2 separate regions of the Homo sapiens genome follow, and region 2 is linked to region 1. A link is an interaction called in ENCODE POLR2A ChIA-PET data of the cell type or tissue named here. Cell type or tissue: PC-9. All regions are shown on one strand.

Region 1 (5,000 bases):
CTTCCAATTATGTGGTCAATTTTAGAATAAGTGCGATGTGGGAGCACTGAAGTTTTATGTCAACTCTTTTCAAGCCACAGTATATATCTTCTTGACTTCAGAATTAACTGTACATTAATCAGTTTTTCCTTGGTTCATGGTGACTTCTACATTTGCTGACTGTGAATTTTTGGTAATACAAATATAGGTGTATATACTTTAAATTTCTATAAGACTTTACAACCTTTAAAATTATTTAAAATACGTTTGAGATAAATCCCTGTTTTCTGACACTATCTGGACCAATGATGGGCTGGTTAGTTGAAAAAAGGATCATAAAAAGTCCTTTACATAGAAAACTTAAAAATGATGTATGCTTAATGTACTGCATTTTTATGTAAATTGATTATAAAAATCAGCATTAATTTCTAAATATTTTAATATTGTGCTAAGGCCTTTTTAAAAATTCTGAATGCCCTGCTTTTATTCCATCTTCTTGCCTAAACTTCATCTGAAATTCCTTATATATAACTTCCTCATTTAGTTTCTTTAAAGTAGAACAAGACTGTAAAGATACTTGTGGAGCCAATAAAGCACAAATTTCTTTTATATATTTTATGATCCCTCTCAATTTTTTAGTTTTCTCAAGATGACTGATTTGAAAATGAATTTAAATAGGTTCACATTTATGAAGTCTTTTCAAAGGATCCAGCTGAGTGTTCATAGAAACAACTCTTTTTTCTACATACCTATTTCCATAAATGTATATAATAATTAATTCAAATATATATTTACAATGCCAAGAGCCAGCACCATAATGTACTCATTAGTGGGCACCTGGTAAGCATGCAACTCAAGTGTTGGGAGCAGATTACCCAGGCTTCCTAGGGACCTACCATCATAGCATCAGTTGGTATATTCTGCAGAAAGACAGGAAGATACTGGTTATCTGATAATGCAGAGTTTCTTCTCTCATTACACATGAAAATAGTCTGTTAGGTAAACTTTGGGGAAGTACATTCTTTTGCCATCATAGTAAGTGGACATCCCCATTTATGCAGCTAACAATTGGATCTTTTGCAATTCAAGCCTGTATTCCTTGAGTTATGGTCCAGTTTCTCATTCACGAGTTTTTTTTTTTTTTTTTTTTGTTTTTTTTTTTTTTGAGATGGAGTCTTGCTCTGTCACCCAGGCTGGAGTGCAATGGCACAATCTCAGCTTACTGCAACCTCCACCTCCTGGGTTCAAGCGATTCTCCTGCCTCAGCCTCCCAAGTAGCTGGGACTACAGGCGCATGCCACCATACCCAGCTAATTTTTTTTTTTTTTTGTATTTTTAGTAGAGATAGGGTTTCACCATGTTAGCCAGGATGGTCATGATCCCCTGACCTCGTGATCCACCCACCTCGTCCTCCCAAAGTGCTGGGATTACAGGTGTGAGCCACCATGCCTAGCCAAATGTGTTTTTAAATACTTACCAGTGCCAGACATTGTGCATTGTTTGTGTTTCCATAACAATATGCCACTTTTCACTTTGCAGGTAATATTTTCTGTACAAATTAATTCAATATTGGCATCATTCTCACAGGTGTTGGAGCGTAGGCCTGGATAACTCCAAGACTCCCTCCCACTTGGTGTGTTATAGACTTATAAGTCTGAAAAGGTAGGCAATGGGGCAGATAAAGAATATCACAAGGGTAAAATAGAATATGTAGACATTAAATGTGAGGATTCTAATCATGTGTGTATAAGCAAAGGTGAGATAGATCTAAATCAAAGATCACTGCTGAGAGTACTTTGAGCTAATTATCATATGCCTAAACTCATTTTGCTCTCTCTTTTGAGTGAAAATCACCTCTACCCATGTCATCCTTTGGCAACCTCCAGCTTGACAGACATACTCTTACAACATCAAGAAAGACCATAAATCCTTTCATAGTAATGCATTCTGCCAGATAACTGCTTTTGGGCCATAAATCATATTGTACTTGTCATTATTGTATAGTTTTTATTACTAGTTAGATCATTTAAAATAAATTAGGTTCAAATGGTGATACTGAATTTTTATCATCTTCTTAATGTAGAAATGGATAAAGGAATACAATATGGAGATGCATCTTGCCCCAATTTTTAAACAAACAATAGGGCTGGTATGAGATGGTGTTAGATTATTCAGGGCTGCACTTGTTAAATGACTATGCCTTGAGGAGGAAGAAAAGAATCAGCAGCCTTCTCTGTTTGTGATACTTCTCAGCATGACTTCTTCCCTTCTTAAAACAGTTGGACAGGTCCATAGATTTTTGTTTTACTGTGTAGTTGCTTTGTCTTTACAACAGTCTAAGATAATTGATGTTTGTTTTTTAAAAAATAAAAGTTTACCATAATGGTCGCAATAACATGCCTGGAATACACAGCTATACTGTTTTCAATACCATGTTATACTCATAGTTGAGGCTAGAGAAACTGCAGAAATACATGCTTTAAATATGGGTCATTTCCCTGATTCAAGAAAGAAATGCATCAGCAATTTAAATGCAAGGAAAATGTTCCAGCTCCGACTTGTGATCAACGTGAAGCCATAGCTCTAGATCATGTGTCTGTGATGCCATTGTCCACAGGACCTGTAGTTTCAGTCCCAGTTGTTAGTTTCATTTCAATGCCGTGAGTCAATGAGCTGACGTGGCATCGCCTCAGTTGGCAGTTCTAAGAGGTGAGCATTCCTGACAAGGCTCCAATCAGATAAGGAGCAATATAACCAGCTAGTGATGCCAGGTCATCCTGAGAAGGAACAGAGAATGCTGCAGTGGTTAGAATTAAAACCACTTTATTATGATTAACAAGTAAAAATCATTTGTAACTTTGAAACTTCTTTTAGACACCAAAAAGAGAAAAAAAAACTTTACTATTAAATGCTTGCAAGGCAGTTTCAAATACATAAGAAGTCTTGTCAGGAAAAATAATGTTTTACATAATAGATTGAAATATTTCTTTTTTATAGGTATTCAAGATTCAGGTGCTGAATAGAGCTTTATTAAGTATTTTAAGCCATAGACCACTGAAGCATGGAAATACTGGTCCTAAGCAAAATTGCACAGGAGTAAAGCTTATATTTGGGCATTACTCTCTCTCTTTTTCTGCAGTCTTTTATTTGCACTTCTGTCTTGGTATGCAATAAATCACTGGTAGGGCAGGCTAGACCCGATGTCCAAACTCTTTACAGGCTGTGGTGCTAGTCCTCCTATGGAATGCTCCTTCAAAGGACGCATTGTCAAACAATTGATAGAGAGGGGAGTGATGATAATACTCAAGTTCTGTTTCCAGATTCTTTAAGAATGAGAACAATGCTGAAATTTGAAGAAAAGCAAGGCATTATAAATGCTGAACAAAAGCTCCTCATAGGTGTTAGAGGAGCCAAATTTGGATCTTGCTACTCAAAACGGCAATTAGACCTATCCTCACAGAACACACATGACAATAATAGCAAATACTAACATGAGCAGTCAGATACGGAGTCAGGTGATTTCATTTATTAGCTCATTTAATCTTTAAAAGCACTCATGATGTAGGTATTATTATTATCGCGCTTTGCAGATGGGGGAATTGAGATATGGAGTGGAAAAATATCTTGCCCAAGTTCAAATGACTGGTAACAGCTGGAGCTGGGATATAAATTCAGGCTAGAGCCTGAATTTAGCTCTGTTAAATTCAAATATGGCACAATGCACAATGCTCTTTAGGTTAAAAGACACCAAACATGTATTAAAATATTGAACATGCTGTGGCAGAGACTGTGAAATGCCTACCGGATACTCACTCAAACTTTCTTCCTTAGTATGACTTCTGATTTAATTTTGGGTTTTATAGTGCCTAGTTAAAAGACTGTATTTCCCAGCCACTCTTGGAGTTAGCGGAGAATAAAGAAATACTACCAGAATTTGTTAGGGAGGAAGTCTGAGATACCTTTCAGAGGGGTCGGGCAGAGAGTTGCCGTACATAGTTTCTGTCCATCACTGCTCCCTTTCTGCTTCCTTCCTGCATATAATAGCTGGATAACTCTAGCTGTTACCTGGGACCACAAAGAAGCCTTGAGGATATAAGTCATCTGCTAAGGGTAGGGAATCAGAAGGATAAGGCACTGGTTCCTTGATGACAAGTGGAGTCACCACTGCTACCATGGTTGTTTTACTTTAGCTTTTAAAATTAAATGCAGAGAAATGAAGTTCTGTCTTATTAAAGCTAGTTATTTATGGTTTCTTACTAGCAGCTGACATTAGTCATAAAGAATTAAGTTAAAAAATTTTATATTGAAGCACACAAAGGTTTTCAATGTGCTCTTAATGCTAACTACTGTGAGGAAGGTGGGAAGAGAGGTCATAAGAAATTATTATATATGATTCTGCTACTCAAGATGCACATGTTCTTGTGGTAGAGATAAAATAAACATACAAAACAAGATTGAATTCTTAATAGTGTTTTGTAAATTTGGTAGAATCTGAAAACTGAGAGAAGAGAGTGACTCATAATGGCTGAAATAGTTAGGTAATGCTTCCTGTAAATGGAGAGATGTGGACTGCATTTTGGGGAATGGGAAAAGTTTGACGAAGAAAGGCAAGAAGGTGGGTAGACCATTCTAGAAAAGGTGTAAGATACTAGTACAGTTACAGGAGTGTTTTTATGGGGCTGTGGAAAGTGTGGTGGGATTAGAACAGTGCTAAACAAAATAATGTAAAAGCTCTTTATTTATTTATCTATTTTTTTGAGATGGAGTCTCACTCTATCTCCCAGGCTGGAGTGCAGGTATGTGATCTCAGCTCACTGCAACCTCTGCTGCCTGGGTTCAAGCAATTTTCCTGCCTCAGCCTCCCAAGTAGCTGAGATTACATGCGCCTGCCACCACACGCTGCTAATCTTTGTATTTTTAGTAGAGACAGGGTTTCACCATTTTGGCCAGGCTGGTTTTGAACGCCTAACGTCATGATCCATCCGCCACAGCCTCCCAAAGTGCTAGGATTACAGGTGTGA
Region 2 (5,000 bases), 270 kb before region 1:
TGGTATTAGAAGTTTATGCAGAATCCATATTTTTGCTTATAAATGCTGAGAAGTTCTAAGCTTAAACATTTGTTAATAAGCTGCCTGCAACTCTATATTCTCCCTCTTTGTCTTCTAAGAAAAACAGAGGAAAAGGTTCTTGATAACATGAAAAAGATATGCTGAAAATCCAGATATTTGTTTCATATCTTCCCTGCTTTATTTCAGGCTGATTGTAAAATACCTATAAGGATGACTCATCATTCTTCATCACATACCATGACTAATAAACAATTAGAAAGAAGAGAGCTGGTGGGTGCATAACACGTAATTTCAAATGATCATAGGCACAGATAACATTAGGTTATTGCTAGAAATAGATAGTACAAATAAAGTATAAGTTCAGACAAGTTGGAAGGGCTTAAGAAATGTTACCTACTACTTGTTATTATTTTGTGTTTTCTTCTTTTTCTTTCTTTTTTTTTTTTTTCAAAGACAGGGTCTCACACTGTCACTCAGGCTGGAATGCGGAGACACAATCATAGCTCGCTGCAGTCTCAAACACCTGGGCTCAAGCAAGCCTCAGCCTCCTGAGTAGCTAAGATTATAAGTGCACATCACTATAGCCAGCTAATCCCCCCCATCCACCACCAAGAGATGGGTCTTGTTATGTTGCCTGGAATCCTGGCCTCAAGCAATTCCTCTGCCTCAGCCTTCCAAAACACTGGGATTACAGGCATGAGCCACTGTGCCCAGCCCATTTTATGGTTTTTATTTGAAAATTTTCAGCAATAGGATTCAGTACATGGTTTGACCCACACTGAAAAACCAAGAATAGATACAATTATTTAACCAAATTAGACACTTCCAGAGAGATCTGGAAGGAGAAGTCAAATCCCAACATCCGTTCCATTGCTTGCTGTTTCACAAAGCAGTGAGACTGGTGGAATAGGGTTAGAGCTAAAAAGAGAATCCACTCCAGATAACAACACTAACTTTGTAAACCTGCTCGATTGGTAACAACCTACCATATGAAACTGGGCAATTGTCTTTATGTGACCATGATATACAACTTATGCTTCACAGCTGTATACTATTTCTGAGCCTATTTTTTATTATATCAGAGGACTAATAAATAGCTCCTGTATATTAGATATAAACAATATTTAAAATGCTTTAGAGCTTTAGTCTCTACCAGTAATTTTTTTTTCTTTTTTTTAAGTCCCCCCACCCCTACCAGTGATATTTAATTAAGGAATTAAGGACTTGCATTTAGGTACTGGAGATATTGTGGAATAAGTAACAGATTTTCAATCAGAAAAATAGGGGTGAATCCTGGGTCTACCGCTTACTAGATACGTAAACTTGGACATGATGCTAAACCAGAGTGTTAGTTTCATAAGTATGTAACTAACTATGGAGCCATTGAACAAATAAACTTTGACCCCTACATTAGAATTTTTCTTTATAAGGAGAAAAAATTCTAATCATAATTTTAATAAAAATTTTTCTTACATAAGCATACATTTAAATATCAGGATAAAAAGCTTAAGAGGAAAATTATAATTTGGATTTGGATAAATAATGTATTTTGTTTTAAACTTTTTCCAGTGTGGAATCTGATTCAAGACCTGTCAGACTTGGTCCAGGTTCACTTAACAAAATACCATAAAAGTAAATCTTCTTTGGACACAACTCTGAAGAATATTGGCTAGAATTGCAGACATTACAAAGCAGAATTTAGGCCATAAGTATTTGCACCACCACAGAGTGAAGATCCTTGGGTTTGAGATACCTGAGAGCCACATTATGAAGAAGCCACTGGCTGGGATTAACAACAATCTAAAAATAACAATCAGTACTTGAGGACTAGATGCTTTAGAGATTTTCTGGTATTGTAACAGGGCCATGATCCAGGTAAACTTGGAGGCCATATTATACATCATGGAAGAAGATGCTAGAATTAAAATTAAGAGAAAACAAAACTCTAAAAGTTGGAGAAGAAATGGCAGTCATGAAAAGACAAAAAAAAAAAAAAGAATAGATAATTGAAACTGGAGAATGTATTAGAACATAAATTCAAAAATTAGATGCTTGATAGTTTTCTATGAGTGGGATCGGCTTTTTGGCTATTTAAGACAGAGGAAGAATAAAGTCCTGGAGAATTATAAGCAGGATACCATTTGTTGTGTGCCCTTCTCTTTATGGGATCTGCTCAGTCCCTTTATCTTCTGATGAACAATTGTTTCTCCACAAATGCAAGCCATCTGACTAAAGCTCTGTCTCTAACGTGTTCAAATTAAAATCACATTCCAAATATAAGTGTAAACAGATTTACAGCATAGTCATAGTATTTTTTTTTTTTTGCATTTCTTTGAACCTGATTGCATTCCTTATCAGTGAACGTGTTCAAGCAAGCAAAACCTGAATGACCATCCTGTTATGAACATTATAGAATCAATTCTGGTTTTGACTGATGGGAGGCTGGAATGTATGACTACTAAGATGTTGTCCAACTCTAAGATTACAAATTTTAATGCATTAAGCAATTAATTATTTTTTAACTGTATTTAAAAAATTAATGGACAGGCTTCTGTGTATCAAGTAGTAGGAACACACTGGGAATACTAGAAAAAAATATATAGCCCTCATGTTGAAGGAGGTGACAGACAAACCAATAACAATAATACAGTGTGGTACATGCTGTGATGGTGATAAGGACGGGAAGTTGTGGAGGTACGTCAACATCTCTTGCCACACTAGGAAGCCAATCAACACTGCCTGGAAGAGGGTTTAAAGGACAAGTAGGAGGTAGTCAAAGAAAGGACAAGAAGCTTTCTAGGAAGAAAGAGCCTAGATGACCAAATCCTACATTTTTGTTTTTGTTTTGTTTGTTTTTGAGACTTGGGCTAGGCAACACTTTCTAGAAAGATACCAAAATGAGCATCTTCTGGCATCTCCATAACTCCAGCCCTCACTCTGGGTCAGAGGTTCCTCTCTACTCTATGTCTCCCTCACAAGGCTGTGAGCTCCTGGAGGAAGGGCTGTGTTTAATTCATCTCTGACCTCCAGCACCAAGTACAGTGTGTGGCACAGAGTAGGCTCCACAACAAATGCTCGCTAAATAAATGAACAACATTAACAACCAAAAAAAAAAACCTCATGTAAGGCACAAAATTGTTCACTATGGAACAGAAGTGAAGTGGGAAGTGTGGAAATGAGGTCGATGGCCAGGCAATGGCAGAATTGTAAAGGGATGTGGTGAGCCATGCCTGCACTCTGTCCTGAAGGCCATGGATGCCCATGAAAGATGGAGAAAAGAAAATGGTACACTCGAGCTTGGTTTTTAGGATGATTGATCCAGCAGTGGTATGGAAAGTAAATTGGAAGAAGACATGGCTAAGGATAGAAACATTTCTCAGAGACAGTTGTTTGAAAGGAACTGGGCCTGAGCTATGGCAGTGTGAGTGGGACTGAAACAAGGGGCTAGATTCTATGTTCAAAAAAATTAATTAATTAAAACAAAACCTAATCCTCAAATTAATACAGTCTAATAAACTTAACAGACTGTTTCATGAATTACAGTATTTATCTATCATCTATTTACATGTATGTTTTGAAAAGAATGATAAAATATCATGTTTTATACAATTTTGATGGGTATTGACATTATTATGTTTTGAATTCAGTTTGTGGTCCAGTCACATATGATGTCCAGAAGAGTTCCTTTTCATTAAAATTTGTGCTGATGCCAGGCATGGTGGTTCATGCCTGTAATCTCAGCACTTTGAGAGGCTGAGGTGGGAGGATTGCTTAAGCAACAGAGAGCCTAAATGACCAAAGCACTGGGCCTGATATAAAGGTGGTAGTCAATAAATGATTACTGAATTATATACTAGAAAGCAAAATAAATAAGTTAATGGATTGATAATGATCTCTAATGAGCATGTATCAGGCCTTCATTTAATTTTAAGATCATTATCAATCCATCGATTAATTTATGTTGGTTTCTAGTATCTTATTCAATGATCATTGATTGAATACCAGGTTTATATCAGGAATGCTGTTAGGCATTAGGAAAATGATGATGATTAAGATATAGACTCTGACCATAAACTGCTTACACTGTATTCAGAAAGGCAGATGTGTTTGAAAAAACATACATTATAACACAGTAAATGCAATAATAGAGGATAAAATAGGTACTACATGAGTAAAAACCTTCTGAGTCATACATATTTAAAAAGAAAAATGGATGGATGCAAAACATTTGTATTACATGCATTTTAAAGTATACTAACCTACTACATCTGTGGAGCATCAACGATCTAGTTAATTATGTTAAATACTAGTTTTTCTCCAGGGAAAGGTAAATATTAGTCATATATAAGTAACGTATGAGTCATATAAAGCAGAGTCATTTCTCTTCTTTCTTTTTTTCTAGGGGTGGATTTGGGGCAGGCTGCTTGTGTTGTGCTGTGCCCACTGCAGCTGTAATTGTGATTCAGAGGAATTCTAAGTTGAAAGTAGCCTTATTCATGATATCAGTTGAGTTGGGCCAAAAGGAAGCATACAGAGAATCCTTGTCATCTGAAATTCCCTTGCAACCCAAGTTTGATCCAACTGGATCAGCCTTCATATACTGTTTGACTTCTCTCTTTGAGTAGATTTATCTTAGTGTGCCCCAGAGTGAATTCTAGGAATCAGGTTGATTTCCATGGCATGCTACTTGTATTCTGTCAAACTTCTGGAGGGGTATGATGGGACATACATTTGCTAAATCCTCCAGGCCTGAAATGTATACAATTCATTTACATTTATGAGACGTTAAAAAATTGAGCTAGAAAAAATATTCAAGTACTTAAATTGCCACAATAATTAATTTTTCTGCAAAGACAAATATTCCAATCTTATTTGGAAAAGTCTTAATAGATGTGGCAATATTATGTGGTGGGCCTGTAGGCAAAATACTTAGATATAAAAATAGACCCATCATATGCAAGTTAGGTAAATAGGACCTA

Evidence for each region. Peaks named below come from ENCODE experiments on the same cell type or tissue, not always from the same donor. Only the 100,000 strongest peaks of a DNase experiment are listed, where the experiment ranks them.
Region 2: POLR2A ChIA-PET joins it to region 1 with 13 read pairs; 1 of 35 experiments calls an interaction of 5 or more read pairs at or near these places.

The regions. Positions count from the first base shown.
Region 1 is chr2:209,366,761-209,371,760 of GRCh38, reverse strand. No RefSeq gene overlaps it. Among named protein-coding and RNA genes, the nearest start is that of MAP2, 55 kb to the left of the region's middle. RefSeq lists an enhancer at 1,842-3,041. In PC-9, no CTCF peak of the experiment used is centred here; DNase peaks (open chromatin) are centred at 2,650 and 3,170; H3K4me3 peaks cover 641 bases; H3K27ac peaks cover 2,701 bases.
Region 2 is chr2:209,637,898-209,642,897 of GRCh38, reverse strand. All of the region lies in intron 4 of MAP2 (microtubule associated protein 2), which reads right to left. Among named protein-coding and RNA genes, the nearest start is that of UNC80, 130 kb to the left of the region's middle. In PC-9, no CTCF peak of the experiment used is centred here; DNase peaks (open chromatin) are centred at 227, 2,347 and 4,377; H3K27ac peaks cover 3,612 bases.